Regions from separate parts of the Homo sapiens genome. Here region 2 is linked to region 1. A link is an interaction called in ENCODE POLR2A ChIA-PET data of the cell type or tissue named here. Cell type or tissue: GM12878. All regions are shown on one strand. Links, peaks and the distances in the headings refer to the core of each region. The heading gives the core; the rest is flanking DNA.

The links. ChIA-PET counts read pairs that join two places held together with the same protein. Peaks named below come from ENCODE experiments on the same cell type or tissue, not always from the same donor. Only the 100,000 strongest peaks of a DNase experiment are listed, where the experiment ranks them.
Region 2: POLR2A ChIA-PET joins it to region 1 with 10 read pairs; 3 of 35 experiments call an interaction of 5 or more read pairs at or near these places.

Annotation. Positions count from the first base shown.
Region 1 is chr9:89,631,076-89,646,463 of GRCh38, reverse strand. It overlaps LINC03062 (long intergenic non-protein coding RNA 3062), which reads right to left and starts at 6,681. Exons shown (of 6, transcript NR_024280.1): 1 at 6,485-6,681. RefSeq lists an enhancer at 6,369-6,938. In GM12878, for the core only: no CTCF peak of the experiment used is centred there; no DNase peak of the experiment used is centred there; H3K27me3 peaks cover 179 bases.
Region 2 is chr9:89,698,790-89,714,177 of GRCh38, reverse strand. LINC03062 (long intergenic non-protein coding RNA 3062) reads right to left here. Exons shown (of 6, transcript NR_024280.1): 5 at 12,190-12,260. It overlaps LOC105376140 (a long non-coding RNA gene), which reads left to right and starts at 9,712. Exons shown (of 3, transcript XR_001746827.2): 1 at 9,712-12,236; 2 at 12,766-12,861. RefSeq lists enhancers at 1,403-1,903, 12,520-12,839, 11,656-12,855, 14,831-15,330, 15,331-15,388. In GM12878, for the core only: no CTCF peak of the experiment used is centred there; a DNase peak (open chromatin) is centred at 7,276; H3K4me3 peaks cover 1,006 bases; H3K27ac peaks cover 1,540 bases.

The DNA.
Region 1 (15,388 bases), core at 3,704-11,703:
ATGAAAATTGGGTGTTTGTAGCCACTAAATCTAGCAAAATCCATCTAAGGGTAGGCAGGTACAAATGTGCTGACCACAGCACATAGCCAGGTCTACAATGAAGGAAAATCTAATACCATATGGAAATAATTGAGCCTATCAATATCTCCATTTAAAACTCCCTCTTTGACAGGAAGATCCATAATAAAGTTATTTAAGGAGTCGAAAATCTACTTGTTATGTTCTAATAAGAAACGCACGAGTTTCTAAAAACATATTCCAGTCCTTGTGTACCATGCGGCATTTTGCATGTTTCTCTTCCTATATTTTTTCAATAAAGCATGGTGGTTGTTGGCTGTCAATGAAAGCCACCTGTGATGTGTGGAGTTGAACATGGAGGATGTTCGTGGGTTGTCTGATTCTAAGCAGGCTCATGCAGCCTGGAGGTGAAAGTACCTGGAGTTACATTTTTATGCATGGGGGAGGGACAATTTAGTACCTTTTTGGAAATACACACACAAAATATTCAATGATAAGTGATATGGTTTGACAGTGTCCCCACCCAAATCTCATCATGAATTGTAGCTCCCATAATTCCCAAGTGTCGTGAGAGGGACATTGAATCATGGGAGGTAATTAAATCATGAGGGCAGGTCTTTCCCGTGCTATTCTTGTGATAGTGAATAAGTCTCATGAGATCTGATGGTTTTATTAAGGGGAGTTTCCCTGCGCATGCTTTCTTGCCTGCTGCTATGTAAGATGTGACTGCTCCTCATTCACCTTCTGCCATGATTGTGAGGCCTCTCCAGCCATGTGGAACTGTGAGTCAATTAAACCTCTTTCCTTTATAAATTACCCAATCTTGGGTATGTCTTTATTAGTAGTGTGAGAACAGACTAATACAATATGCTTGTGTTCACTTCAAGTTTTCAAATTTAACACTAATGTGGAATTTCATTTTGACCTAGGCTCTTTCCCGGTGAGATAGGATTTTTGTCTGCAATTCTGAACAACCAGAGTTTCCAAGAACACAGTCAACTAAAGGACATTATTATATAAAACTTTCTGACTCAGCTATTCTTTTCCTACTAAATATGATTATTTATGAAAACAATTAGGCATAACTGTTAAGATGATACCACTCTGACCATCAGATGCAGCTACAGGATAGGTTTGAGGAAAGGCAAACACAAGGAAAACAAGTTCCTGTTCCCTTGGTCCCTCCAGGGCAATGCTGGCATCAATGACTCTTGATGACTTTATTCTTCTGTAAATGAGTAAGAAGATGCTAAGAGCTAGGAAGTCTCCATTTTTCTATTTAGAGTGCTATGTTAGTCCATTTCGGCTGCTATTACAAAATACCATAGACTAGGTGGTTCTTAAAAAACAGAAATGTATTTCTCACAGTTCTGGAGGCTGGGAAGTCCCACAGCAAGGCAATGGTAGATTCAGTGACTGGTGAGGGCCCCTTCTTCATAGACCATGACTTCTCACTGTGTCTTCACATGGTAGAGGGGGGAAGGCAGCACTGTGGCCTCTTCCACAATGGTAGTAATCCCATAAATAAGGGCTTCATCGCCCATGACTTCATCACCTCTGAAATGCCCTAACACCATCCTAACACCATCACTTTGGTGGTTAGAATTTCATCATATGAATTTTAATACGAATTTTAGGGGGGACACCATCAGACCATAGCAGTGTTTGACCCCAGCACTTTCTTTTTCCATCATCTTGTGAAAACAAAAGGAAAGAAAAGCAGAGCACCATGCTGCCCCAAGTAAAGACACATTTATCTCTCATTTATTCATTCTATAAACAGCTTTGTGCCCATTACCAGCTAGACTCTGCAAAGACAAGGAACACTAACAAGTGCCCCTGTCCCCAAGGTGTTTGTAGGTATATTAGCCAAGATGAGTTAACACCTATGAAAACAACTCTTAACTCTCAATGATCTAATAAGCTATAAGTTTGTTTATCCCTTTGTCCCAGTGTACCATAGGTTGGGGGAAAGAGTGATCCACACAAACCTCCAGGGACTCAGACTTGCCCTCCTCAGTGGCCCTGTCACCACCATATCCTCGGAGGTCTCCAGGCCCTCTTTGTCTGTCCAGCAAATGAGAGGAGAGAACCTGAAGGAAGACACAGAGAATTTAAAAAGCTGCCACATCCGCCCACATCCTCTGTGCAGAACTCCATCCCAGGGCCACGGTGGCCTGCAGCAGAGGCTGGAAACCCATGAAGAAGAGGGTAAAGAGTGAATACATGCACTGGTAATATGGATGAACACACACTCACAATGGTCTAGTCACCCCAATCAGGAAATAGAAGTCCCTTTTCCACCTGCACTTAGCACCAAACTCCTTTCTGCCCAGAGATGTGCACGCAACTAGAAGTTTGCATCCAGCACTTATGTTCTTTCATTGGAACTCCAAATCCAAGGACATCCTTCCATTTCAACCCCTTCATTTTCTTCTGACAATTTCCTTTAATAAGCACAAGTGTTCCTTTCTAACACATTCAACCAGAACAGAGCAAAGTTTAAAGTAGAAATATAAAATACTTTCTCAGCAGAGAATAATTGTTTTTACTCTAGTGAACCTGATCATTTAATAATTGAAGCTTTCCATAGCAAATGTGTAATCTCCTATAGATCAAGTGTAAATATTTAAAATTATTTTCCAAATGTCCAGGCAACCCTGTGGGTCCTCAGTCCCTTTCTTCTTGTTTACAGAGCTTCCTGTTTGGAAGCAGAGAGAAGTAAATAAGAAGTCCAGGTGCCCAGGTATGCTGAAGAGTAGGTGAGGAGCCATGTTTTTTGTCTCAGTTTTACTTCCAGTGATAGCAGAGCCAGGAGAGCCACATTCAAAAACCTTAGGAGTTCAGCCTGGCCAACATGGTGAAACCCCATCTCTACTAAAAATACAAAAATTAACCAGACGTGGTAGTGCCGCCTGTAATCCCAGCTACTCAGGAGGCTGAGGCAGGAGAACTGCTTGAACCCGGGAGGCTGAGGTTGCAGTGAGCTATGATCAAGACACTGCACTCCATCCTGGGTGACAGAGCAAGACTCGGTCTCAGAAGAAAACAAAACAAGAAAAAACCCTTAGAAGTTGATACCTAAATGGTCAATGGGCACAACAGAAATTTTATTCGTAAATTAAAGCATGAGGCTCAGCAATTGAGTTAGGAAGTTTCTGTCTGCCTATAATCTAAAATTCAGTAAGGCAATAATGATTTCTTCTTATTGCCATGGACCTGTTCAGGGCATCATGCTAAGTAAAAAAATAAAAATAAATAAAAAATAAAATTAAAAAAAATTCAGTGGCTGAAGACAACAGCAATGACTTAACATTTCTATGGTTTCTGTGGGTCTTGGCTCACTCAGGCATTTCTGGCTGGAATCCCCTGAGGGCTGGGCTGCAGTCCCTCATACTGGCTGTCGGCCACTCCTTATGGCTGCTTGAGTGTCCTCGCAATATGTCAGCTGGCTTCCCACAGAGTGAGAAAACCAAGAGACTGCGGGCCAGGCGCCGTCTGTGATCTGTATCACTTTTTATGACACAGCTTCGAGTCACATAAGGTGACCTCCATCACAGTCTACTGAGGGAAGCAGGTCTCAGGGAAGAGAACAGAGAGCTCACCTCTCAGTGGAGGGGTGTCAAGCCATACTACAAGAAAAGCTGATGAGAGAGTTTGTAGGTTGATGTGACTGCCTTTTGAAAATGCAATCTTTTTTAGGGCCTAACATGCAAATCTTGGCTTCTAAAACTAACCCTGAGATAATTTTATATAGCTAAACTCACACAGCCAGGAAGTGAGGGAAGGGAGAGGAGAATAGAGCCTATGGACTCCGGAGCCCCTTCCCCAGCACTCTGAGAGGTCTCCACCAAGCAGGAGATTTTGTTTTTTGTCTGGAGACAGAGTCTTACTCTATCGCCTAGGCTGGAGTATGGTAGCACAATCATGGGTCATGGCAGTCTCGGCTTCTTGTGGCTCAAATGATTCTCCCATCGCAGCATTTTGAGTAGGTGAACTACAGGCATGTGCCATGTGCCACCATGCCTGGCTAATTTTTTTTTTTTTTTTTGGTAGAGGCAGGGTCCCACTATGTTGCCCAGGCTGGTCTTAAACTGAGGTCATGTAAGCCTCCCACCTCAGCTTCCCAAAATGCTGGAATTACAAGCATGAGCCATAGTGCCTGGCCAAGATAAGATTTAATACAGCACTCTCGCTGGGTACTCAATGTTAGCCCTCATTGAGCAGGTGGTGGACAATCCCAGCCCTATCAGAGTAACAAGAAAGGAGATAAACTCTGTGAAAGCCTTCAGGGCAAGGCTGTTATCTGTAGCATCAATAACAATGGTAAATCCTGACCTGGCCTGAGCTCCTCCCAGGACCCACCAAACGCTCTCCATCCCATATCCAGCCGGGTCAAACACCCGAGGCATAATGCTGGGTGCCCTTTTGGGTGTCATTAAAGGAAGAGAAAAAATTAACTGTGAGGGTTTTAGAGACTTAAAACTCTAAAACTAAACTCTAAAACTCTAAATTTGCAGGGCAGAAGCTGCAAAATGACAGCAGGCCCAGCGCCGACGGGAAGCAAGTATGACTTTCCATGGGCCCACAAGCAGCTCTGAGGTCCTGAGCCTGGCTGGTCTGTGACTGTGGAACAGTAAGATTCAGGGTTCCAGGAGTGTGATGGCCAAGAATCCACACCACCCCTGCCCCAGGCAAAGGACTCAGCTTTCAGCTGCAAGAACTCCACAGAAGCCTATATAGGGTCTTGGAAGACAGCAGGGCGTCTGCCAACAGAGTCCCGTCTCTCTCTTCTCCTCCCCCTCACTCCTCTCTCCACTGCTTCACTGGACTTTGAAAAATATCATGGAAGGGGTCATTGGGTCTAGGGCCAAGAAAGGGGCTAAAAACCTCCATCCTGGGTAACTGTCATTAACACTAAGATCATGAAAGTCAAGATAAGCCCTCTTCTCCTTGATCCCCACCCCACCATGAGATTTGCAGGGCAAGTCTGGGAGGGAAAAGAAACGAGTCCTGATAAATGTAAATTGACAGGCACCCCTGTTCACAATCTGTTCTAGGTACAATTCCACATGGCTCCCCCAAGACAAAGATGTTCCCCTTTGATGGTGCTGTTGTCTTGGGGAGAGGCGCAGGCACATTCTGACTGGCCAGTTCTTGCTCCCTAAAATAGCCTGTGGACTATGCCCTCCTCGGGGTCGGGAGGCGGGACAAACAGCTCCTCTCCAGCCCACCCTCATGCTCCCACTCTGTTCTCCTCACTGACCTGGCCACAGGCTCTTCCACCCCAAAGGAACCCATAGTATCTCAGGAGCTCTGCCCTGAGCAGTCTCCTGCTAGGGAGGGCTGGGAAACAGGCCCTCACCGCCAGAGCATGCGACACAGCCTGTGAGATGGTGACAGTGGGTCCGGCTTTTTCGCTCAAGTTGACCAGGGCTTATGCTCCTGCAATGCCAGGTCAAAAGCACAGCCACCAAGTTCTCCTCCAAAGGCCCGACTCCTTTGGAACTCACTTCCTGGGGGGGTCAGAACAGAGTGTACCCCTACCCCGAGTCCTGGCACAGGGACACGGCCATATAACCTGGAGACTCTTCCTGCTACAGCCAGGAAGGCACCTCCTGCCACCAGGAGCCGGGGCTGGAGAGGGCTGGGCTGCCTGCCTGGCTCACACCAGGGGTGGTGTGGCTAGGAAGGAAGAGGGGAATCTCAGGCCTGTCTGGAGCACCTTGGGGATGGAGTCATAGGGGAGGGTCTAGACAGTGGCTATTCATTGCTTCTCCTTCCGGCGCTGCAGAAACTTCCTCCTCAGTCTGAGTTGGGCAGGGCCCACTCGCGTCCGCCTTCGAATCCCTTTCCTGCTGGTCAAAGGCAACCCCTCTGACTCTACCAGAGAGGGCCGGAAATCCAGCTGCCCACAACATATCCTGCCATGGCCTCCACAGAGCGCATGGAGCCCGGGGAGGCTGAACAGGAAAGGCAGAAGTGAGATCCCATCCCACCAGGACAGCAGATTCGGTGCCTTGCATGATGGCAGCTGACTGTGGTGGGTGCGTCATTTCAGGGGCCCACAATGGGCCTTTGGTGCCTCCCAGGAGCCCAAGGTGGCAGTGACTGCACACAGCCAGCTAAGAACGTGTCTGTCTGTGATGTGGTACCCACCAGGCAGGGATGTGGGGCTGAGGCACAGTCTCTGCTCCTTTGTGCAGGGGTGGGACTGCCTGATAGATGTGTTTTTCCCACTGCCCCCACTCTAGCCAACAGCCCGGAGAAGGGGAAGTTTGACGTCACTCATCCCCCACGGATGGCAGTAGCCAGAAGGCAGGGGCCCTGGGGCCACCAAAGGCAAAAGCCCACCAACAGACCCTTGGTTATGATGAGGGTCAAGTGGAGCACATCTTACCAGTGTGTCCCAGAGACCCACGCTCCTCCCAAGATAACACCCAGACTGAGAGCCCACTTCACCTACCCCAGCTTCTCTCAGGGACTCCAATCTGGGACTCTTGGGGTTGGGAGGCTGCATCCTCTGCTGTGGTGGGCCCAGGCTCGGGTCTCACAGGTGCTCCAGACCCATCCTCCTTCCCCCCAGAGCCAGGATGGGGATCCAAAAAGCCAGGAAAGCCAGGGACAGGAACAGGGAAGCCACCGGGAGGAGAAAGGAAAGACAGAGGGGCGGAGACCAGCAGCTGCTCTTTGAATGAAGAGAAAGCATTTCAGGCAGCCAAACAGAATGTCAGCAAACCTCAGAAGTAATTCACTCCCCCAAGCCCAGACTTATGGGGTTCCCACTGGTGCACCAGGCGCGGGCCAGGCCGACCCGGAACATTCAGTACAAATGCTGGGCTGCCAGCTCGTCCCTAAAATAAGACTCCAGCTGTTGGCCATGGAACTGCTTGGAAAGTAGAGCTCCCTGGGACAGGAAAGGAGCCCTGCAGGGCAGAGAAGCAAAGCTGGGGGAAGTGAGGCCTGCTCCCCTGTGGCAGAGGTTGGATGCGAGAGCCGTGTGACTGCTGCCAAGAGCTGCTGGCGTGCGGCCCCGGGGTAGCTGCAGGAAGGCACGCTGACGCTGGAGCCATCCTGCCATTCCCACAACAGTTTCTTCTGAAATCGACATCCTTCTTTTCCTGCACTTTGACCCCCACCTGATCTTGGCAAGGGTCTTTGGGCCACACAAGGCAGGCTAGTGTAGGGGTCCCTTTCCCCCTTCTTCAACATCCTGGCCCTTGAAGGAGTGAAGCTGGGGCCCCAGGAGCCACACTGCGGGGACCAGTCCCTGAGCAGGCAAGCAGGCTAATTCACATGGGCTGCAGAGGAAGGTGAGGGAGGCAAGGAGCAGGCCCAGATTCCTCAGCAGGGCTGAAAATATCCATTAGTGATGAACCAAGCTCACACTTCCGGGCGAGTATGAGTGCAGGGGTATTAAATGTCATGAGATGCTTTGAAACGAAAAAGAAGTTAACTTGAGACTTCTGCCTCTGTGTTGCCATCCATGTACAGAGGAAGTAAGACGCTAGCAGGTCCTCCAAGAGGGTATCCACCTGTACCTCATTCCTCCACCCCACACTATTGGGTGAATATGTAACAAGCGCACTTCTTGCTCTCATCAACGAAACAATGAATATTTGTGAGTCTTTCCTACAAGGCCAGCACTGTCCTAAGCACTTTCTCTGCATTTCCTTCTTTGAGCCTCATGGTAATCCTAAGAGGTAAGCACTGTTATTATCCTCGCTGTGCAGATGAAGAAACTGAGGCAGGGAGACGTGACATAGCTAGTCCCAGGCCAGGCAGCTGGTAATAGGGGTCTGGCTGGAGACTCTGTGTCGTCTGCCTTGCCCATGCTACCCCAGGTGGTGGCAGCTGCTCAGAGCCATCCACACAGTGCACACTTGCCAGTTCATTCTATGGAGCCCACACTTCTCCACGAGGAATGAAGAGGGATGCTGCAAGGAGGGGCAGGGGGAGGTCATAACTGGGATGATTGAGGCTTCAGAAAGTCCCTGGGCACATCCCAGCCTACCTGCTCCTCCTCTTCCAGGGTCAATGTGTGGTCTCGAACAGGTTGGCAAGAGCTCAGGACTTGGGGCTGGGGCTCCTCGCCTTTAAGATGGAGCAAGCTGGCTGTGACTTGTGTTGAATTCACTCCTACAGTGCAAGAATTCTTCCAGGACAAAACAAGAGCCTGCCCCTGGAGTCTGCATTTTAGCAGAGCAGGGAGTGCTGGATCACCAGGACACCATACAGAAGTAAGTCCTGCAGAGATGCAGTCTGGAACAAGGCTGTGAAGAGTCAGCAAGCCCAGTGGTGTCCAGAGTGGATGCCGGGTCTCAGGGGGACCCTGCCCAGAGGTCCTGGGGAGCTGAGTGGCAGACAGGGAGGTGGGAAGCGGAGCAGAGGAGCAGGTCTTGATCACAGAGCTCCAGGCCCTCTGAGGGGGTGGGTGAGTCACCTGAGGCTGGATTTCCACACACAGAGCTCGGCCAGTGAGGCACAGCCCACAGGAAGAGACACAAAGGGAAGCCCCACCTGGTGCACACGCTTGTATGGACAAGGCTGCTTATCCCACACCCCAGAGCCCCCCTGGTACCTGCCCGTCCATGGGCCATGGTTCTGGACTGACTTGGATTCATGATGCCCACCTAGTTCAGATTTAGAGGATGGCACGTCCTAACACCTTCACTGGCTGGGCCCAAAGGCATGAAGCCTATGTGGACAATAGGGAGGGGTGGGGTGCTTGGAAAACTGGAAGCTGTGGGCCCAGCAGAAGACAGGTTTGAAACACAGGTATCTGTTGTTAAACTTGTCTGGGATCTGAGTCCTGACCCCCAGCCCCTGGTGAAGCTTCCAGCTTTGTGGAAGATCAATTTGAACCCAGTTCAAACCACCTCTACTGAGATAACTGAAAAAGACTTGAGGCAGTGACAGGCCAGGGACAGGATGCATGCGGAGATGGACTTCTGGTGCAGATGATGGGCCTGGCCACAGAGAAGAGTCCTGCGAGGCTTCTGCTAACCTGGGAGGGGATGAGGCAAACACCTGCTCCAAATGAAAAGACATCCAGACACACAGTCCCAGACACACAGCTCTATAGACACATAGCCCCCAGACACACAGCCCCTAGAACACGTGGTGCTCAGCAGTGAGAGACAGGGAAGGAAGCCCGCAGCCGGCTCTTGGAAAATCACTCATTTGGGATAGTCATTAAAATCTTCTGAAACCTCCCCTCTTCTTAGGGCTGCTGCAAGGTACAACAGAGCCCACATGTGATAGAGAACAAGCACCTGCAAGTGCAGAACTGACTTCCTTTAATTTCCTTAAACTCAGGTCAATTATTTTTAGTGTATTTTGTTTTTGATGGAGTCTTGCACTGTTACCTAGGCTGGAGTGCAATGGTGCAATCTTGCCTCACTGCAGTCTCTACCTCCTGGGTTCAAGTGATGCTTCTGCCTCAGCCTCCCAGGTAGCTGGGATTACAGGTGCCCACCACCATGCCCTGTTAATTTTGTTTTGTTTTGTATTTTTAGTAGAGACAGGGTTTCACGACGTTGGCCAGGCTGGTCTCGAACTCCTGTTCTCAAGAGATTCGCCCACCTCGGCCTCCCAAAGTGCTGGGATTACAGGCATGAGCCACGGCGCCCAGCCTATTTTTTTAGTGTATTTTTAAATTTGTGGAAAAGGCCTATGTTTTCTTTAATGATGAGTATTTGTCACAAATTGGGGATTAAAAAAATAAATCTATCTCAGGGACTTATTTCTATTAGGAAGCTAATCAGCATAAAAGTAGCAGCTAGATACCTGACCATAAGGCAAAGGCATCCTATAACTCAGTGAAGAGATCCCTGATTCCAGGAACCTACGCTTGGGGTGGGCCTACTGCATCTCTCCTGAGGGAGCGGGGGCTTCCTGGAGCCCTGGAGAGGTGGGCTCCCAGGGGGCAGGCAAGACAGACCCTCAGCCCTTTGCTCAGGAGGGTTTTGGCAAATGTCTGTGGAATGGGAGATTCTTACATGTGGCAAAGATGGTAGCAGATGTGGCACCATTTCTGGAAGATCCAGTCCCTGCTAGGTGGGTTTTCGAGCTCCGGTAAGGTGTTAGGGCTCCGTCAAGCAAGGCGTGACTGCCAAGACCGGATGGCCAGGTGCAAAGGAATCTATCAGCATCTTATATTTTGTATTTCTTTCATTCTTGGTCCCAAATGTGTACTACTTGTTATCTACAGTCATCAGAGATTAGTTTGTGGTTGATTCTCAAGGGAGGCTATACAAGAATGGAGAAGCATGTTGAATTCCTCTACCTTGGTGAGTCAAATGAAAAAAATCTGAGTGGACCCTGGGCCATGCATCCAGGAACCATGGCTCACCCTTGAGCAGCCTGAGTGAATTTCAAGCATATCTCTGCAGCTGCTAGGGGGAGAGCAATCTGTGTGAAGCACTGGCCGTGCATATCTACCGTCTCTACATGAATGGCAGCTGGCATGGTTGGAGGACTGCCCTGGTTCTTACATGGGGCAGCTGGAGCTGTCTACAGAGCCACCCAAGGTGAACAGTGGTTGGCCAACGTTAGCAACCCAGCCACGATGGGCTTCTGGAGCTTCTCTGGGCACACGTGGCTAGCACCTGTAATGGCTTAGCAGAATGAGGGTGCTGCGGGGGGCCTTGAGCCATGGCCTGGACCCTGAAATGCATGGCACTGACCAAAATCCCAGAACCTTCCTGACTGTGTTTTTCTTAAAAGATGCCACCCACAAACACTAGGTCCTTCCACCCTCGGGTGATCTGCTGGGCTGGCTGCTGTTCAAGTGGCACCCTGGGCTGGCTGCCAGGGGAAAGCAATGCTGAGCACCCCTGGCCACCTGGAGACACTCTCAGTCTGGCTTAAGCCACCTGCCTTTATCTTACCTAAATGGCAGGTAGACTAGATGGCTGGGTACAACCCAGGCTATGGGTTGGTGTGTCTGAGCTGGCTTGTTCAAAGCCATTTGGACTGTCACTTCCTAGCTAAACCAGGCCAGCAACGATCCTCCAGCTCCTGCAAAGGGCTCTGGGTGGCTCCGGTCCTGCTTCTCCACACAAAGTTGCCCTTGCAGGGTTGCCTTCTGAAGAACGTTCTGTTTTCAACTAGGTACTATCTAAAGACTGACCACAGCAACTCCTCCCACACACCTCCTTTCCACAACAAACAGTAACAAAGGAAAAAATTCTCTTCTGAGCTGACTATGGAAAAGAAAGATTTTGCCTCCTGCGCTCGTTTAAATTGACTCACTCTGTTCTATTCAGAACATGCCAAATGACTAATGGACACGGCAGAGGCACAGCTTTAATGGGAAAAACAGTGGGGCAGGAGAGTTTCTCAACCATAATTGTGGGACTTAGGTATTACACTGCTTTTAAAGAAACTGGGGTTACTGGAAAGTGTGTTGCTATTTTGGTAGGTGGCTTCATGGCCTGGCCTTCACTATGGAATACTGCTCACACCCACTGTGCATATCATTCCCAAGTTTGCCCAGGAACACCCTGGGCTTTGTCCTCCCACTTTTTAGCATTAGATCAAAGTAATCCTTGACTTTGAGTTTACAAACCCATTGTTAATATTAGAGCTCAGCTTTAGGTTCTGTCTTTGGAAACTTTCCCCAGAGATACGGATATAAACAAATTTATTGTTTTGTTTTGTTGCTGGTACATTTTAATTTATGTATGATTCAATCCATTTTTTTCCTACTGGAAATGTTGTAAAAGATGAATTCGGAAGTGTGTGCAGTGTCTACTTATCTTGATGAGCAGAGCGTAGGAGCCAAGAGATTGGATACCAGAGCATTTAATTTTGTCTTAAATTTTTTTTAATCTTGTGTATTCACAGAGAAAGCAAAAGGAGGGCATAAACGTTAACTGGGTAAATCACACTGCATACAAGACTGCGCAGTCCTGGGCAGTTCTAAGGATCTGTCACTAAGCTGCCCCTGAGCCTCCATTTCTTCTTCTGCAAGGTGGGGATGATGATACTCCCCAGCCTGTCATTGTAAAGATGAGCTAAGTGATGCAGGTAGCTGGGCCGCGTGGAGAGAAAGCACTCGGCATCTGGGTTTAACTTCATCCAGTGACCCACCGAGCACAGGAAGAGAAGCGCTGATAGGGTGGCCGTGACAGCGGGTATAACCGTGGCCCAGGAGAGCACAAGGACGTGTCATACCATGGGGTGTGTGTGGTATGCTAGGGCTGCCATAACAAAGTATCACACACGGGGCAGCTCAAACAACAGAAACAGATTGTCTCATGGTCCTGGAGGCCTGGAGTCAGAAACCCAGGGGTCTGCGGGGCCACACTCCCTCTGAGACTCTGCGTGGGACCCTTCTGTGCCTCCTCCTAGCTCCTGCCCATGTCAGCGGTCCCTGGCATTCCCTGGCTTGTCCATGTACCCTCCCATCTCTGGCCCGTCTGCACTTGGCTGTTTTCCCTGTACATCTGTCTATTTGTTTTCTTATAAGGATACCAATCATTAGATCAGAGCCCACCTTAATGACCTCTAATTACATCTGCTAAGACCCTATTTCCAAATTAGGTCACCTTCATGAGGACTGGATCTCAACATGTCTTTGTGCGGAGGGGATGCAGAATTCATAGCAACAGAGAGCACCTGGCACTGACTGGCCAAGGAGTCGTTTGGCTTCCAAGACCCCTCAGCTGGCCTGGATCCACACCAGCCTCTGAAACTGAGGATGTGATGGAAAGCAGGCATCAAAGTGTCCCACCAAAGGTGTCTCAGCCCTGTCCCGTGGATGCAGCTCCATGCAGAAGGGAAGCCGGTCAAAAGCACCCTCACCTGTCATCCCATGGAGGGCCCCCAGGGCTGAGCCTGCTCCAAGGCCTCCCAGGGAATCAGGTGTGACCCTGGAGAGGTGGGGTGGCCCCATCCTCATGGTTATCCTGGGCACCTTCACCCCCAGATCAGAGGAAGGGAGAAAGCTGATTAGGAACATGCTATCGAGTGCCTGGAACTGTAGGCAACTGGAGCTCCAGCCTTGAGGAGCTCGGGGGTGGGGATGTAGACCGTGTCATGTCATGGAGGGGTGAGACGAGGGGATTTATGCAACAACCCTCAGCTCTCCTGGACTGAAACTGTTCTGAAGAGCATGACTCCCATGGCCAGGCATGGCCAAGTTGGGCCAGGACGTTTCTGCCAGAGACAGAGAGCTGCAGAGGTGGCAGGTGGACCCCCAGGAGGCATGGGTAAGGAGGTCTTGCCTGGTCCCTTACCGCACCCCAAAGCAACATTGCATTACTGGGATGCGAATGTTCCAGGCAAGCCCAGGTTACAGGTTGATTTGAGGTGCAGCCAAGGCTTAGCCAAGCACCTCCAAGAGCCCCCTTAAGGAATAGAGGACTTACACCCCAGTGGCTGGAACCACTTCCTGGCCCTCCAGGGACAGCCTCGCTGAAGCGCGCTGCCCTACTCCTCCCAGGCAGCCTGCTCCTGGGACCGGCCCACCTTGGGGTATAAAGGCCTGTCCTCTTGGCCTGATTCAGGACACCTGTGCAGGACCACCCGACCGAAGGTTCCAGTGCCCTTGCAGGTTCACCTGAAGCTCCCCATCTCCTTTCTTCTACAGGCATTAATCCCAAGAGTGCCCCAGAAGTCTCCTCCTCAGTAAGTGTCCCTGGGAAGGCCATCCACAAGACGCTGCTGCATTTGTCCTCCAAGCCAGAGTACTCTTCAAAAGTTTTACTTCTTAGGATCTCTGATAAGAGCTGGAGCCGGATCTGGAGCCTCTCACCTCCACCCAGCCCTTTCTGTGATGGCAGTTTACACAAATCTTTAAACAAACTTTGGTGGGATCAACATGGTCGGAATGCTTTCAACATCTGCTGGCGTTCCGCATGCCAGTCCTGAAAGATTTCTAGCAGCAAACATCCCATTTCCTTGTAAAACAGAAAGATTTCCCTCTCTACGAGCTGCTAATAAGCAGATGCAGACCTGCATGTCAGCCCAGTAAGCTCAGGAGAACAGAGGCTCCTAGCTGGGCCTTGGACACTGGCATGCTCTGCATGGCTCCCAAGCTTGGACTTGTAAAGACCTTAAAAGCAAATGCCAACACTATCGCTTAAAACCAGCGGTCACATCCTGACAGAACAAGGAGTCCAGACTGCCCAAAGGTTGCATGTCCAATCAGGCCCCATGCCAGATGCACTGGGCAGCAGATCTGTGAGGGGTCACCCACTGCAAGTCAGGCTCTGCCCTATTCTAACTTGACTCCTCTGTGCCAATCCAGGAGACACTTATAGAGGCAAGCCTCCAGGAAGTTCCAGCCACGGGCCACATGACCCAGCAGCCTTACCTGGGCACTTGGAGATTCTGGCATATTAACTATGCCCCAACCCCCTCCAGAGGGTGGTGATCCAGGGACCCCAGAGACAGGAGGTCAGGCCATCAGCTGTACCCATTAAAGTGGATCACATCGGAGTGTGGCCTGCAGCAGCTCAGAGAAAGCAATCATCATTCCCTTAGTTCAAGCTCGCTTATATTGGGTCCACAACAAACCTTGGCTACAAGGTTCCAGGTTTGATGCCCTGTTTATTTTTAAAGGTGAAGACAAGGAGCATGCAGAAGGAGCCCAGCCATTCAGGGAATAACCCTACCCCTCAGTGCAATTTGTATTTATCCATTTTGGGGTGAATGTTCCCCAAATTTATAAAGATGTTAAAATTAACAGATACAGTACTTAGGGGGAAAGGCAATACCAAGGGGCCATTCACGTGGCCTATCACGCTTTTAGCAGGCTGCTGAAATACCCACGCCTCACTTGGCATCACCCTGACAGCCCAGCAACATTGTAAACACCAAAAGGAGAGCTGAAGGCAGCTCCTCCTGCCACGACTCAGAGCTGTGGCTTATTTCCCAGAGCCAATAGACACATGGAGCTATTGAGATGAACACTCACTCAGAGGCCGAAGAACACGGTGGAGGGCATGTGCTCCTGGCCAGGCACCTCCTCCCTGTCCTGCAGGAAGCTGGGCAATTGGCCCTTACCTCAGAAGAGCCAAAGGGTCCTAGTGGACCAGAGCAATGTTGTTTCCAAGATCTAGCACATAGGGTGAGGATCTTCATAGAACACTATCAGCAGCCACATTTTATATCCAGTTTGGAGTTTGGAGTTTGCCAGGCCAACACTTCAGAGACATCTCTCTTTCCAGTAAGACACTGTCTGTAACTTGGGACAGTACCACCAAACCAATGGCCATTTCTGCAGACCAGGCACAGGATGCAGCAAGTTAGAGCTTTTGCAAAGGGCCCCACACAACCTGGCTGCCCAAGGATGCTCTAAATAAGCAAAGTGCTGAGTATAAATAGCAATTCCTCAACACTGCCATTTGCTGGAAGGAAA
Region 2 (15,388 bases), core at 2,951-10,950, 68 kb before region 1:
CAGCACCACAATCTTAGACTTCCAGCCTCCAGAACTGTAAGAAATAAATGTCTATTTTTTAAGCCACCAAGTCTGTGCTATGTTTTGTTATGGCAGCCTGAACTGACGGAGATACAGAGCTTCCTCCATTCAAGCTTTAAAATGACTACAACAGGCCAGGCACGGTGGCTCGCACCTGTAATCCCAGCACTTTGGGAGGCCAAGGCGAGCGGATCACCTGAGGTCGGGAGTTTGAGACCAGCCTGACCAACATGGAGAAACCCCATCTCTACTGAAAATGCAAAATTAACTGGGCATGGTGGCACATGCCTGTAATCCCAGCTACTCAGTAGGCTGAGGCAGGATAATCACCTGAACCCAGGAGGCAGAGGTTGCAATGAGCCGAGATCGCGCCATTGCACTCCAGCCTGGGCAACAAGAGCAAAACTCCATCTCAAAAAAAAAAAAAAAGACTACAACAGTCCCAGTCAACACCACAAGGGACCCTGAAGCAGGGGACCCAGGTAAGCCTGTGCACCATTGTATATGCCCAGATCCCTGACTTGCAGAAACTGGGTGGTAATAAGTGCTACTGTTTCAAACCATTGTGTTTTGGGGTATAATTAGTTAAGCAGAAATAGATGACTAAAACGTCCCACTTTCCAGGGGAATAGGGGATTACCTGGGTACAAGTAATGACCTTGGACCAGTCTCACCTGTGACCCCCAGGAATCCACATCACTGAAAATGCTTATTTGAAATGAGGTTCAAGGGGTGGTCCTGACCTTCCCAGACTAGGACCAAGATGGTTCTTATGGACACTGCTGCTTGTGAATGGAGGTGAGGGCAATGGCTTCTGATTCCCCATAGCTCCCCATAGCTCCCGTGAGGGCTTCTGTTACCATGACACCTTGGATCTATACCTATGCCATGCCTCCCTGGTCCCTGAGAGCAATGTCACTGTCACTAGGGATCTCAGAGCCCATTCATGTGTCCACTAGCAGAGAGGGGCCACCGCACCTGCACACTGACCCCTCAGCCAGATTGAACCCAGCAGGCTCTGGCTTCCCCAGGGTGAGTGTAGGAGAATTAATGCTATGGGGGTCTTGATGAGGTGAGAGATGCCTGGTAGGGAATTCCCTCCCTCCCCTGCCCCACTGCTGGGCTGTTCTGAAGCCCAGTTGTTCTCTCGGCCTATCTGAAATGCCCCACAAGAGGCACAGGTGCCTGTGGCCATGTGGCTGCTTGTCCTCCTAGGACACCCCACCCTGCCCCTGCCCCTCACCCTGCTTTCCTGGGCTTCCACTCCCTGCAGTCATCACAGGAGCCTTTGCCTCAGGCTCTGTTTTCAAGCTGAAGATGGCACTTCAAAAAAGCCAGATGAGGCTCTAGACCAGGCCAGGTTGGAGGACTACAGCACCAACTGTGATCCGGCAGTGGGAGCAGCCACCAGAGTTTCTGCCCCTGCATGAGGCTCCTGAAATGCCCCAGCAGGAGTAAAGTCCCTGCATTCCCTAGACAGGGGTGGAGCAAAGGGGCTTTTCTCAGTGCTCAATGTGAGTCCCCAGCAACCAGCAAAGAGGGGATGGCCATGTGGCAAGGACTGACAGAGGGGACCTAATGCCCAGGGCCACCCAGAGAACCCTCAAGTTCTCCAAAGAGCTGCCTGCTCACCTTCTGTGAGGCATGGGCATGGAGCTGTGCTTCTGCCCCACGTGTGCTCCAACAGTAGCTCTGGCCGCGGAGGGAGGAGGGAGCCCAGGGACTTTGTGACACTGTTTTTCACCGTAAGCTTCCTTAAACAAACAACATTGCCACGAGCCAGAATTAATTGAACCCACATGCCAGTGTTCTGAGTGGCTGCCTCTATGTGTATGTGTGTATAGAGATATGTAGGTGTGCATGTGTGTGCATATATATGTGTACTGTGTACTTGCATATCATGTGTACATGTGCATTCTGTGGTGTGCTTGTATGTGCATATGTGTGTGAGTGTATATGCATTGTGTGCATATATGTGTGTGTGTATGTGTAGTGTATGTGCATGCATGTATATATGTGGGTATGTACATAGGTATGTGTGGATGTGGCTGAATGTGTGTATGTATGAGGGTGTGTGAATGGGTGTGTAGGTGCATGCATGTACATGGGGGTTGGGCACGTGTGTGGGTGTGTAGTGTGTGTGGATGTGCATACATATGCGTATGTGGGTGTATTGTGGATGTACCTGTGTGTGTGTATGCATGTGTGCATGGGGGGTATGTACATGGGTGTGTAGTGAGTGGCGTGTGTGCGCATATGTGTGCGTGTGTACAGAGGTATTGGTCTAGTCCTCCCCAGCGTGCTGAGCCATCGCTCAGGGCTAGCAGTCACTGCTGGGCTATGTGTTCTGCACTAAATCGTCACAAACAAACAATGTTCCCAATTTACAGATGAGAAATCCAAGGCACAAGGAGGTGAAGTCCCTCACCTAGGCCATGGGGACAGCTATACAGCTTGGGTGGTGACACAGACCTGTGTTGAGATCCCTGGCCTGCCACAGCCTGGCCAAATGGCTCGCCTTTCCTTTACCCCTCCTTGGTAATGTGAGGACAAACTGCTCACCTGCAGGACCTGTGGGGAATCTGAGAGCTCTCGTGTGGGGAGAAGCTTGCCTGGTGTCTGAGAGAGCAAGTGCCCCTCCTCGTTCACTCACAGGAACTTCCTGCACACCTACTCTGTGCCCGGCATCACGCTGGTGCCATAAATCCAGCTCCTGGAAGCAGAGCTCAAGCATGGATTCATGTGATTTCTAAAGGGTTTGCTCCTGGATAGCAAAAATGGAGGGAGAGGTGTGGGGCAGGGAAGGGGAAGAGGCCAGGGTACAAGTTCAGTAAGAGCCCCAGCCCCTACCTGATCTCACCTGCAGCATCGATCGACAATGAATGTTTAAGCTGTGACGTGGTTGTTTAAGCTGCCTTGAATGGTCCGTGGTGCTCGTTGCAGAGACCCTAGCAGATGAAGACAACCCCAGGCCCCCAGAGCAAAGGGAAAGCAAGGCCTCTCATCCTCGCTGCCTGGACTCCCCCGACCGGGCACTCCATCTCCCCAGGAAGGAGTGTGGGGAAACAGCCCCGTCTACACTGGGGACAACCCACTTCCAGAAGCCCCTGTCCAATACTTTTACCCTTGATTTTTCAGCCTGGAGCATTTTATAGGAAATATAATCCACATGGCATTGAGTCACTGGGCCTGAGCTCAGCAAAAGTTGTTTTGTAAGAAATGTTTTCTATCCACCAGAGGCCTCTTTTCTTAGAAACAGGAAGTCATTTTTAGCCAAGAATAAACAAGCTTGACACTAAGCAGGTTAGTTTTTCACACAAAGCCCCTGACGGACTTTGTGGACTTCTTAGTCATAGGTTGGATTTCCTTTTCGGACTCTTTTCTTTTGACTCTTGACTGTTGAAATAAGATGAGTTCGCACTGGACCTACTGCCCACGGGACCCCCACCAAGCCACCACGCGAACATGGCGTGCATGGCCCAGGGTAGCAGCAGAGGCCACGTGACTTCAGCAGGCCCGATAACACTAACAGCTACCATTGACGGGGGTACCAGTACTTGGTGGCAGCATGCTGTAATCGTAAAGAAAATGAGCTGTAGATTTCTGAGCTCATCACTCAACCTCTCTAAAGGCCACAATCCATGTCTATAAAGAAATGTGGACAACCAACTGACAAGCTCGTTGTCAGAATTCAAAAAACCAGTGTCAATGTGCACGCCCATCTCAGTGCAATGCCTGGCATGGAGCACATGCTTGATAAAGGGTAAGTAATGTCACTACTGGAGGTCACATGAGATTCACCAACAGAGAGAACAGGGGCGGGAAAGGGGCTCTTTCACATTTGTTTTAATCCCTAGAACCCAGTGCTGTTACTGGCATGTGGTAGGAATGTCATTTACTATGCGTTGAATGAAAAGAATAAATGAGGATACAGACGCAGTCTGCTCCTAAATATTTAACAGCAATCCTGGCTACTTAGGCTTCTCCCTCCAAACGTATTGCTTCTTCAGCTAAGACAGCAGAAGAGGTGATTTAGTCTACGGTTGTTATACTCGGCCACAAGTGAACACAGAAATAGTCCAGAGTGTCACAGGTCCAGGGCAAAGGACTAACATGGACAGTTATGGACATGAGCAAGGTGGGTCTCAGAGGTGGTCTTGGCGATCAGATGGCGATGAAGTTCTAGATGCATTGAAACAAGCTCTAGACAGTAGCATGCAGTCCAACAACTTGTACCAGCATCTCCAGCCTCTGGCATTCATGTTTCTGCTCCTGGCACCTCCATGGGTGCAAAAACCTAGCGGTTTACTTGGACCTCTGCCTCATCTTTCTTCCTTTGAGCTTCAGTCTGTGCTTTTGCTTCTTTCTCCACTTGGCTCTCGCGGTGCAGAGGTTTCCAAGAAGATGGCACTAAGGCCAAGAGACGTATTGCTTTGATATTAATCAGATAGAGTTTATATCCCTGTCAAACTCAACAGGAAAGTTTCATGGTTTTTTTTTTTCCACTTTAGCATGGATGTTCCAGGTGATGGAACCCAACTGTGGGTTATTTAGACAAGGCTCTTGCTTCCAATCCACTGGAGTGGGCGAAAGAAAGAAAGAAAGAGAGAAAGAGAGAAAGAAAAGACAAGAAAGAAGGAAAGAAAGAAAGAAAGAAAGAAAGAAAGAAGAAAGAAAGAAAGAAAGAAAGAAAAGAAAGAAAGAAAGAAAGAGAAAGAAGGAAAAAAAGAAAAAGAAGTGGAAGAAGTGGAAGCAATGACCTCAGGTGAGTCTGAAGCGGCAGGTTGCATTTTCCAAAGATGGCTGAATAACATCTAGCATCCCACTGTCTCTTCCGCGGTGTGGCCTTGCCAGTCCCTTTCAAGGGCCTCATCTCTCCCACTTGACTCTGGGCCAACCTCTGTGACTTTGTCAACCAATACAAGTTCTGATTCTTCCAAGCCCAGGCTATCCAGAGGCCTTGCAGCTCCTTGTCAACTCTTGGGACCTGGCCCTTGGGATGCTCCCTCTTGGGACCTGGCCACCATGCTAGGAGAGGCTGAGTGGAGAGGGCTCATACGGGCACTCCTGAGATCCCAGGCCGAGAGGACAGCTGAAAGCCAACATCTTTGGCCAGGCACATAGATGAAGGCACCATCTTGGACATCCGCTCAGCAGAGGTTTCAGAGACTCCAGGTCTGGGCACTGTCTGATTGGATCTGAAGCCTCACCATTGTGAGGATGGTGTGGCCAAGCCCAATCTACCCACAGCACCATGGGAGAGAATAACAAATTGTTGTTCTAAGCCACTGAGCTTTGAGGTGCTTTTAAATGCAGCCATAGTCAGCCAGAACAGTGAAGAGGGCATCAACAGGACAACAAGTCAATGAGAGGACAGGACTTCAGGAGTGATGGGAGGAGGGAAGCTCTCTAAAGAGGCACTGTGTAGCTGAAATGCAGGTGACCAGGAGCCGGGCATGCAAAGGTGAGGAGAAGCATGCAGAAGCAGTGTGGCAGAGATGCTCAGGCGGCATGAGCTGGCCTGGGGTCGGGTGGGCAGCTGGGGAGACAGTGAGCAGGTCAGAAGGGGCCAGGGGAGCTGGCCATGTGGACAGCAGCAAGGAGTTCACCGGGAGGCATTAGGAGCAGTGGCGAGCCTGCGAATGGCTTTAAGCAGGAGGCTTTGTGGTCTGACACACCCAGTGGGGAATGGATTAGGTCTGGAGGGTAAAGAAGGAGGTGGGAGCTGGGAGGCCACCCAGGTGAGGAGTGGGGAAGTGGCAGTGGCACCTCATCTCCTCAATGACCAATGTCCCCTGAACTGGCTGCTCAGAGGCTGATCTCTCTTGATGACAGGCCTCTGGGTGGGGGCACTGGGTGGGTACCCATACTGTTCACCATGCAGGGCTGACCCCACCAGTCTGTGCCAGCCTATGGCGACTGCTTCCCTGGGAGGAAGGACAGAGTTGTGTTCCTTGATCAGCACCAAGCAATGATGTTCTGTCTCATTTTAAGAGAACCCAAATGGCTCACTGGTGAGGCTCTTCCATGGAGGGGAGCAAAGCACAGAGGTTTCCGGAATGATGAAGCTGAGTTCTCACTGGTGGCCTGACTACCAAACACTGCTAGCACTGACTTCAAACTTGCAATTGCTTCAATAAAATGCCAGAGAGAACTCTTTCTAGAACAGTGGCTTTTGAACTTCTCTCTGGCCCCATAAAGAATTGCATCTTACTTCGGGAGGCCGAGGCGGGCAGATCACGAGGTCAGGAGTTCAAGACCAGCCTGGCCAACATGGTGAAACTCCGTCTCTACTAAAAATACAAAAATTAGCTGGATATGGTGGCGCGAGTCTGTAATCCCAGCTATTTGGGAGGCTGAGATGAGAGAATTGCTTGAACCCGGACCCGGGATGCAGAGGTTGCAGTGAGCCGAGATCGCGCCACTGCAGTCCAGCCTGGCGACAGAGGGTGAGTCTCAGGTGAGTCTGAAGTTTGACTCTGTCAAAAAAAAAAAAAGGAAGGAAGGAAGGAAGGAAGGAAGGAAGGAAGGAAGGAAGGAAGGAAGGAAGGAAGGGAAGGAAAGGAAGGAAGGAAGGAAGGAAGGAAGGAAGGAAAGAAAGAAAGAAAGAAAGAAAGAAAGAAAGAAAGAAAGAAAGAAAGAAAGAAAGAAAGAAAGAAAGAAAGAAGGGAAGGGAAAGAAAGAAAGAAATGCATGTTGCCTGTCAGCCGGCACCTCCAGACATGGCTGTCCGCCAAGGACAGAAGGCTCAAAACACGGACTTCCCACAGGCAGAATGCACTGGTGTTTACTCTGCTCTGCTCTCCCACACATTAAAAAAACAAAAACAAAAACACTGGTCACTTCCCACTAATGGCTCTGAACCAAAAGTTTAAAACCCTGTTCCTGAAGCCCACAGTGATGAGAAGGATGGAAGACCCGGCCTTCAGGGAGGCACCTGGCCCACGCTCCAGCCCTCACCTCCCTCTGTGCTTGTGCCTCACCATTGGGCCAGATAAGTACCCCCTGGTTTGGGCCCCGGGAAGAATAAGGAGATGGAGATGTTCTTCCTCCAGTGATCAAGCTAGTGTTGTCTAACCGAAAGAGGAGAAGCAGGAGGGTGGGACTTCCCGAGACCAGCCCCAGCTCCCAGCCCTCTGTCACAGAACTGGCACCAGGTAGAACCCCCAGAGCAATCTACACCCCTCCCAGCTCTGCCTTTCATGATTCAACCTTTCCATGGGGAGGTTTAACATATGAAAATGGACATTTCACCGCACACAATCCAGATGCAAATACAAGGGGGCACTGAAGACAAATTTTCAATGTAGCAATTAGGGATAAATTTGTCAACAGAAACTAACTGCAGCCTAGATTTATAGTCAGTGCTTTCCCCGAGATCTTCCCTGGGGACAATTCAGCAAATGCATGTCCACCAAATGCTTTTCAAATCTTCTGCAAGATGTAATGTTCTGTTGCTCCTCAGATGACTTTTTAAAAAATTTTAAAACAATGCAATTTCTTGTGACCAAACCTTATATAAGAATGATTTTTTTAACTTCAAAAATAATCAATTTATATCTCTGAAAATTCTATGTCATTTTACAAGGAAGGGAAAATCTTTTTAGCAACATAACACACGCATATATGTTAAATTTTTCAAACACTCCTTTCCAAGTTGCTTGGCTTACATATTTTCATTTACACAACTAATCTATTTTCAAAATTATTAACACTCATGATAGCCTTTAGTGACTGGAAAGAACCCAGAGAATCAAGACGTTTATGATTACAGGAAATCTATCCCAAAAACCATACTATACACACTGAGCTCAGCTCCTCTTCCCACGTAGGGGCAAAATGAAGAACTATTCAATGAATCTTCCTAAGTTAACAGGAGACATTTGAAGTTGTTTTCAAAGTTTTGCTTTACACACAAAGTGACATCACTGAAGACTAAATGCTGACTGTTTGTCTTCTTTTGCCCAAATTCCTACTTAAGGGGCCTGGAGAGTCACACTCTACAAACCATAAAGTCTCATCAGAGGGATTTTATTTAACCCTATATAACGTGGTGGCTTACTTTCCAACCTGACTCTGGCATAACATCACGTAACAAGGAAGGAAACCAAAATATTTTAACCCCAAATATATTTTCTTGCCATATCTTGAAATTGCCCTGCAAAGTCATCTCTTGTGGGGAAAAATCTACATTCTATAAAGAATGCCCTTTCCCTTTTCCAGACCTTTTCCCTGATCCAAGAGGGAGTCAACTACGAGTCTGGCACCTTTTTAAGTCTGATAAGAAACATTCACAATCTATTCTCTCTGAAGCCTCCTACTCTGGAGGTTTCATCTGCATAATAAGAACCTTGGTCTCCACAATCCCTTATCTCAACCCAGACAATTGCTTTCTATTGATTCCAGGTCTTTAGATAAACTCTTTCAACCAATTGATAATTAGAAAACTTTTAAATCTACCTGTAACTGGAAGGGCTCCCCACTTCCCCCAACCCCTTCAAGTTGTCTCGCCTTTCTAGACCAAACCAATGTACACCTCAAATGCACTTGATTGATGTCTCATGTCTCTCAAAAATGTGTAAAACCGGCCGGCGCAGTGGCTCACACCTGTCATCCCAGCACTTTGGGAGACTGAGATGGGCAGATCACCTGAGGTCGGGAGTTGGAGACCAGCCTGACCAACATGGAGAAATCCTGTCTCTACTAAAAATGCAAAATTAGCCAGGTGTGGTAGCACATGCCTGTAATCCCAGCTACTACAGAGGCTGAGGCAGGAGAATCGCTTGAACCTGGGAGGCGGAGGTTGCAGTGAGCCAAGATCGCGCCATTGCACTCCAGCCTGGGCAATAAGAGCGAAGCTCAGTCTCAAAAAAAAAAAAGAAAAAAAAGTAAAACCAAGCTGTGCCCCGACTACCTTGGGCACAAGTTCTCAGGATCTCCTGAGGGCCGTGTCACAGGCCACAGTCACTCATATTTGGCTCAGAATAAATCTCTTCAAATATTTTACAGAGTTGGACTCTTCCTCAACATCATTTTGCGCAAGTCTCTCTAGAGGTAACTAGGGGTCGAACTGCATTTGTTACGTTGATGGAGAATGCCAAATGACCTTTCTCAGTTGGTGCATCATTTTTAACTCCCATTTTAAATATTAGTGGGTAGTGACCAGTGTTTTTGTTTAAACTATTTATACTAAGCAATATATGGGAATGCCTATTTCCCTACACAAGTGTTACCACATTTTTAAAACATTTCTGAAACTTCTGCAAAGTTTGATTTTTTTCATTACTCTTTTTTTTTAAACTTTTTATTGAAGTATATCCTACATACTGAGGCATGCACAAAGTGAACCCATTCACGTAACATTCTTGATTCCTTCCAGACACTGTTTCTCCTAGTCACAGGGCAGGTGTGTGCTCAGCTTTAGTGGAAACTGCCAAACAGCCTCGAGGTTGGCTGCACCAGTGCGTACCCTCCACCAGCAGTGGATGGAGGTTGGCTGCTCCACACCCTCACCAACACTGGCTCTTGTAAGTTTTGGGATTTTTTTCACTTTGGCCAATTTTGTGGCTGTACATGAGGATATCACCTTGTGGTTTTCCCCGGTGACTAATGAAGCTGAACACCTCTTTTTGCTCGTGGACATTTGGATTTCCTTTTCTGGGCAGTGCCAATGCTTCACATTGATTTTTTTTTTGTCTTGTCCTATTGATTTGTAAGAGCTCTTTGTATATTTTGATTAAGAGTTCTTTGTCAGATTTATGTATTGCAAATATCTCCTTCCATTCTGAGGTTACCTTTTAAATCTTGTAATGTTATCCTCGGAGGAACAGAAATGCTTAATCTTAATAGAGTCCTACTTATCAACATTTCTCCTTTTTGAACCTTTTGTGTCCTGATTAAGAAATGTTTGCCTGCTCCAAGGTCATAAAAATATTCTATTTTTCAAAGTCTTGTTGTTTGTGCCTTTTGCATTTAGAACTGCAATTCATTCTGAGTTTGAAAGGAGGTGGGAGTCAGATGAACTATTTTCTATATGGATAGAAAATTTATTCCTCATTTATTGAGGGAAGAAAATGTTCCCTCTGTACTATAGTATCTTTTTTGCATAAATCAAGTATCCATACAAATAACCATACATAACTGTTCCTAGACCCTATATTTGGGAACTAAAAATAAAATTCTAAACCCCTTAATGACTGAACAAACCCCCTCTTGGCCAAGGAGACCCCAGAAACACCTTAAAAACTAAGTTCCATGATGGGACAGGTGGTCAGACATGTCTCATTAAACTCTCTTCCTTTTGGGGTTCTCTTTCTCTAGCAGCTAAACAAGCTCCAGCCTTGAGATAAGCAATATTAAAGCAATTACAACCCATCCAGCTCACCGAGGCTGAGTAACTGAACGCCTGTTCCACCAGCCACAACTACAGCACTGGCTCTGGCTGGTTTACAGAGGCTGTGCACTTGAATCCCTTCATGTCCTGAAAATACCTCTTGACGTATAGGGCCTGACTGTAATACATTTAAATGTTCAGTCTCCACCCCAAGGTAGACATAAGTTGTATGTTACATACATGTGGGTTCAGCACACATGCATCAGGACCACCTCATGAATACTCCTAGCTCCTCCTATAACCTGTTGAAGATGCATGTTTATCCAACCCATTTAGCACAAAGCTGCTGCCCTAATCTCTCCTTCAGAGTGCCTGTCTCTGGCTTTGGCCAAAGGCAAGCTTCCTGGTCTAAGGGATGGCCACGTTGATGGCTGTAACCATCAAGTCTCCTTTTCCAAACTTATAGATTGTGTGATTTTTAAGTTAGCAATGTCTTTTTTTACACTGATCTGTCCATTCGTGTGCAAACATCACACCGTCTTAATTCCTCTAGCTTTCTAACAGATCTTTCCTTCGGACAGAGTGAGTAGTCCAGTTTTATTCTTCTTCCACAAAGAATTTGGGCCTTCGGATTTCCTACATTAACAAAAAACCCTGCTCTTAGCTGGGAGTGGTGGCAGGTGCCTGTGATCCCAGCTACTCAGGAGGCTGAGGCAGGATAATTGCTTGAATCCGGGAGGTGGAGGTTGCAGTGAGCTGAGAGATCGCGACACTGTACTCCAGCCTGGGCCACAGAATGAAACTCTGTCTCAAAAAATAAAAATAAAATTTTAAAAAACCCTGCTCTTTAAAAATTTCAATATAGCTCTTACATATTTCATGTGCTTAAAACTGTTTGTATTCCCTTGTCTGAAAACTTTTATTAATATATTTTAATCCTTTTGAACTATTGGTCTTTTTGTTATTGATTTATAGGAGTTCTTCATAAATTAGGAAAATTAGCTCCTTGTCTACGATATGAGTTGTAAATATTTTCCCACATTTCCATTTGTCTTTAGACTTGGAAATGCGTTGCCCACATTATTTTATTTTTATGTGTGTCAATCTTTTCCAGGTTTTTGTGTCTTTCTTAGAAAGGCCTTCCTCACTCCAAGGTTGTCATTACAACTGTTTAGAAACATGCATTTGTACTGAGAAGAGAGCAGCTGTTTTGCCAGGATGATGGAATGTGGGAAGATCCCTTCTGTTACGTATTTCCTCTAGTATTGCTATCACATATGGGGATACTATTTTAAAATAAATGCCATGGCCAAAGCATGGTGTTGGTGCTTCTGAAATGTTCTAGAACCATGTTACTAGCTATGACACGGACCCCTCCATGCCTTGATGATGACTAGGCCTAAAGACCCTTCACCTACACAGGCCACTCATGGTATTGAGAGGTGCCTTAGCAACAGATAATCATTATTATACCTTTTCTTAAATTTGACAAAGTAAGGGATTTGAACTGCAGTGGGTTCAGTCTGCCAGCAGTTCACATTCTAACCCCTCCTAGAGGTGGGGGTGGGGGGGAATGTAAATTGTGTTGTAATTCTGTGTTCTTTCTCATAGCAGGCACTCCAGCATCAGTCCCATAAAACCTGGACTTACTACAGTATCTACCTAGGAAGCACCAAATAGCATCTTGCACTGATACCACGCTCTTAGAAGAGTCCAGCTGCTGGACGCAACCTGCAGAGGGACCGTAGAGAAGATAAGGCTGGAGTGGGAAAGGAAGAAGAGGGAGTGAGGGTTTGGAACGGGATGGTGCTGGAGGCAATTAGGTAATAACTTACCTGAGGACAACTTGAACCCAGAGCACTGTCTTTCAGAAGTCTACCAGGTCAGCCCAAATCCAAAATGACTCCTGTAGCAGGCAGCACAATCAGAGAATGGAAATTAGCAGAAAATGGGGCCAATTCTGTCTCAACACCTGGATCAATTTGATCTGAGTGGTCAATCTGGGGAGAAGCCCTTACTGGCCTCCACTGCCTGGGGGGCAAGCTGGACTTCCAAACTGGCTCATGCAGATGGAGGTGTCCTCAGCCACAGGGCATCAGCAGCCAGGCCTGGATGCCCCCATACGGAGCAGCCCTGAGCTCACCCACGCCAGGCACTGGGGACTCAGACTGCCCTGGGGACTGCAGAGTCAAGCTCCCCTATCCACCCCCAGCCCCACATGGTCCCTCACAGGCCGTCAGGGACTCTCCCAACCTTTGTGTAGCAACGTTATCAGGGGTTTTCCAAGAAAGGCTCCTTCAGCCTTGCCTGGGGAAATTACAGAGCGGTGGGTGGGAGGTGGAGGGGGGGCCACCGCCAAACAGTTTTGCGTGTTCTGCTACAAGCGTCTCACCGCTTCCTGCTTTTCTCAGCATTACAGAAAACGCCTCTCTAATTTTGGCCGTGGCTCCAACAGTAACTCAGAAAGAAGGCAAGACACTGGACAAGTAGCTGCAGCGCTCTTAGAGGTGTGCACGCCATTTACAAATTTCTATTTAAAAAGAATTTGCATGTGAATGAGGTTCAGGACAGACACAAATCGACCTTAAAATATTTGAGGGCCACTAGCTCAGGGCTCCAAGCCACCAGGCTGATAGAAATACTCAGCCCCCTCCATCCCTGGAGGTTCCTAATGAAACTCAAGAATTCTAGGTCTTTCTTGCTCCTTTTCAAGTGATGTGAAAAGCCTCACAACATTGGAGAGAGTCCCTAAGGCTAGCAAATGTGAATGTCAGTGTAAACTGCAGGTGTTAAGTTTATCTTAGTTTATCTTGTATCATCTGCAAGCCTGGTTTCTAAAGGTCACTTCTCTGACAAAGGAGGTGAGTCTTTGTTTTCTAACCAGAGACATTCAATGAATTCTTTTTTAAGTTTTCTTGCCCATTTAACATGCAAATGCTACAGAATAATTGTGCCACATTGTAAATTGTGATGTAGGGGCAAGAAGCAGGGATTATTTCTGGATCAAGGGATTGTTGCAGTCTCACTAAGAGGTGCCACATGGATCAACACACACCCCCATCCCTGTATTTTGTTTATTTTATTTTATTTTATTTTATTATTTTTAAATTTAATTTTATATTTTTGAGACAGGGTCTTGTTCTGTCACCCAGGCTGAAGTGCAGTGCTATGATTTCGGCTCACTGCGACCTCCACCTCCCAGGTGCAAGTGATTCTCGTGTCCCAGCCTCCCAAGTAGCTGGGATTACAGGCACGTGCTACCACACCTGGTTAGTTTTTGTGTTTTTAGTAGAGATGAGGTTTCACCATGTTGCCCAGGCTGGTCTCGAATGCCTGAGCTCAAGCTATCCTCCGGCCTCGGCCTCCCAAAGTGCTGGGATTACAGGCATGAGCCATTGTGCCCGGCCCCTGTATTTTGTTTCTTTAAGAGACAAGAAAGAGCTAGAGGTGGACACTCAGACCTTACATGGCAATTCTCCTGGCCTCACGTGTGCAAATCACCAGACAGAACTCTCTGGAGAGGGATGTGGGCGCACCAGGGCCCTTCCAGCTAATAAAGAAAGCCAAAAATAAGACACGTGAACAAACACACTAGAGAAAACAGTGCAATGTGAAGACACCTCAGCTGCAACTGAAGAAGGTAATGTATGTCCATGGGAGGACAGAGAAGGGCAGCAGCTGAACGTCCCCTGGAAAGGTCTGTGGAGTAGGTGAGGCTGGAGTGGGATTGGGAGAAAGGGAGTGAGGGTTGAAGGTTTGGAAATGGTCAGCCCTGGAGGGAATTGGGTAGCAAGACGAACTGAACCCAAAGCATTGAATGTGCCAGAGAAAGAGGAAGACTGAGTGAATTCAAATCAGGCAAAGTGAGCACATCAAAGCGAAAAGAGGTGACTCTGAACACAGCTCGAGTCCCAGGGTCACCGTCCTACTGGGACTGGATTGTCACTGAGAGAGGAGAGAAAGTGTGGACTTGGGACTATGACCCTTGGCTTCCATCAGGAGTGAGCATTTGAAGCAATCGATGCCTCTAATGGAGATGGTAGCCACGAAGTTGGTGACATGTTCTGCGTCAGACTAGGAGAGCCTGGCGGGCAGGCCTGAGAAATTCAAGCTGGTAAGTCACCAGGCAGACGTTCTAAGAATCCAGGGCCTGTCGCTGGAACGAATTGGAAATCTCTCACGAGACCCACATGCAAAGGTTGACCTCCTCTTTTACCAAACTGGAAAATGTGCCTTGCTCCTATAAATGCTTTAGCGGGAGACATCACTGACCTTTTTCATTCAGCCAATCAAGAGTTCATGTACACAGGGACATTTTTGCCAAGCACTGCTGAAGCCACACATACATATGGCCCCTAACAGTACAGAGTTTGTCATTAAGAGATGAAAATCAGTGCCAACGGAAGTTAGAAAACAAGGAGAGACTTTCCCTACTCAAATTTACATCCAGGATTACAAAGTTGGCTTTTGTCTCTATCAAGAGGAGCATCCATGGAGACTAGAACCCTGCTATTCAAAGTGTGGCTTGTAAACCAACAACCTCTCCCAGGAGCTGGGTAGCAAGCCAAACCCTCAGACCCCACCCCAGACCTGCTGTGTCAGAGTCCTCATTCTTGCCAGCTCCCCAAAAGACTATAGCATCCCCATTTAATCCTAAACATAATCGACCCTGAGCGATATCCAAGCTCCCCCTGCCTGGGAAGAGAGCAGGAATCAAATAGGGGGTTTTAATCCCGGTCTATACCCCTCCTGAGTCCCTGATAGCGTGGCACGAGCAGCCCAGCCTTGCCCGTCCCCAGGAGCCTCCACAGAGCCTCTGAGCTGGGCAGCCACTGACCAAGGCTGTGTCCATCAACTGTCCCAGGGTTCTTCCCAACAATGGGCTCAGTTAAAAACCCTGAAGTCAAGGGAGCTGCCCTGGGCTGAGGTCCTTGGACTGCCATGGGCTCTCTGCCCATACCCGCTCACTGTCCCTCTCCTCACTGTGGAGGCCAGCAGCTGCCCAGGCCCACCCGCGTCTGAGTCGGCCATGGG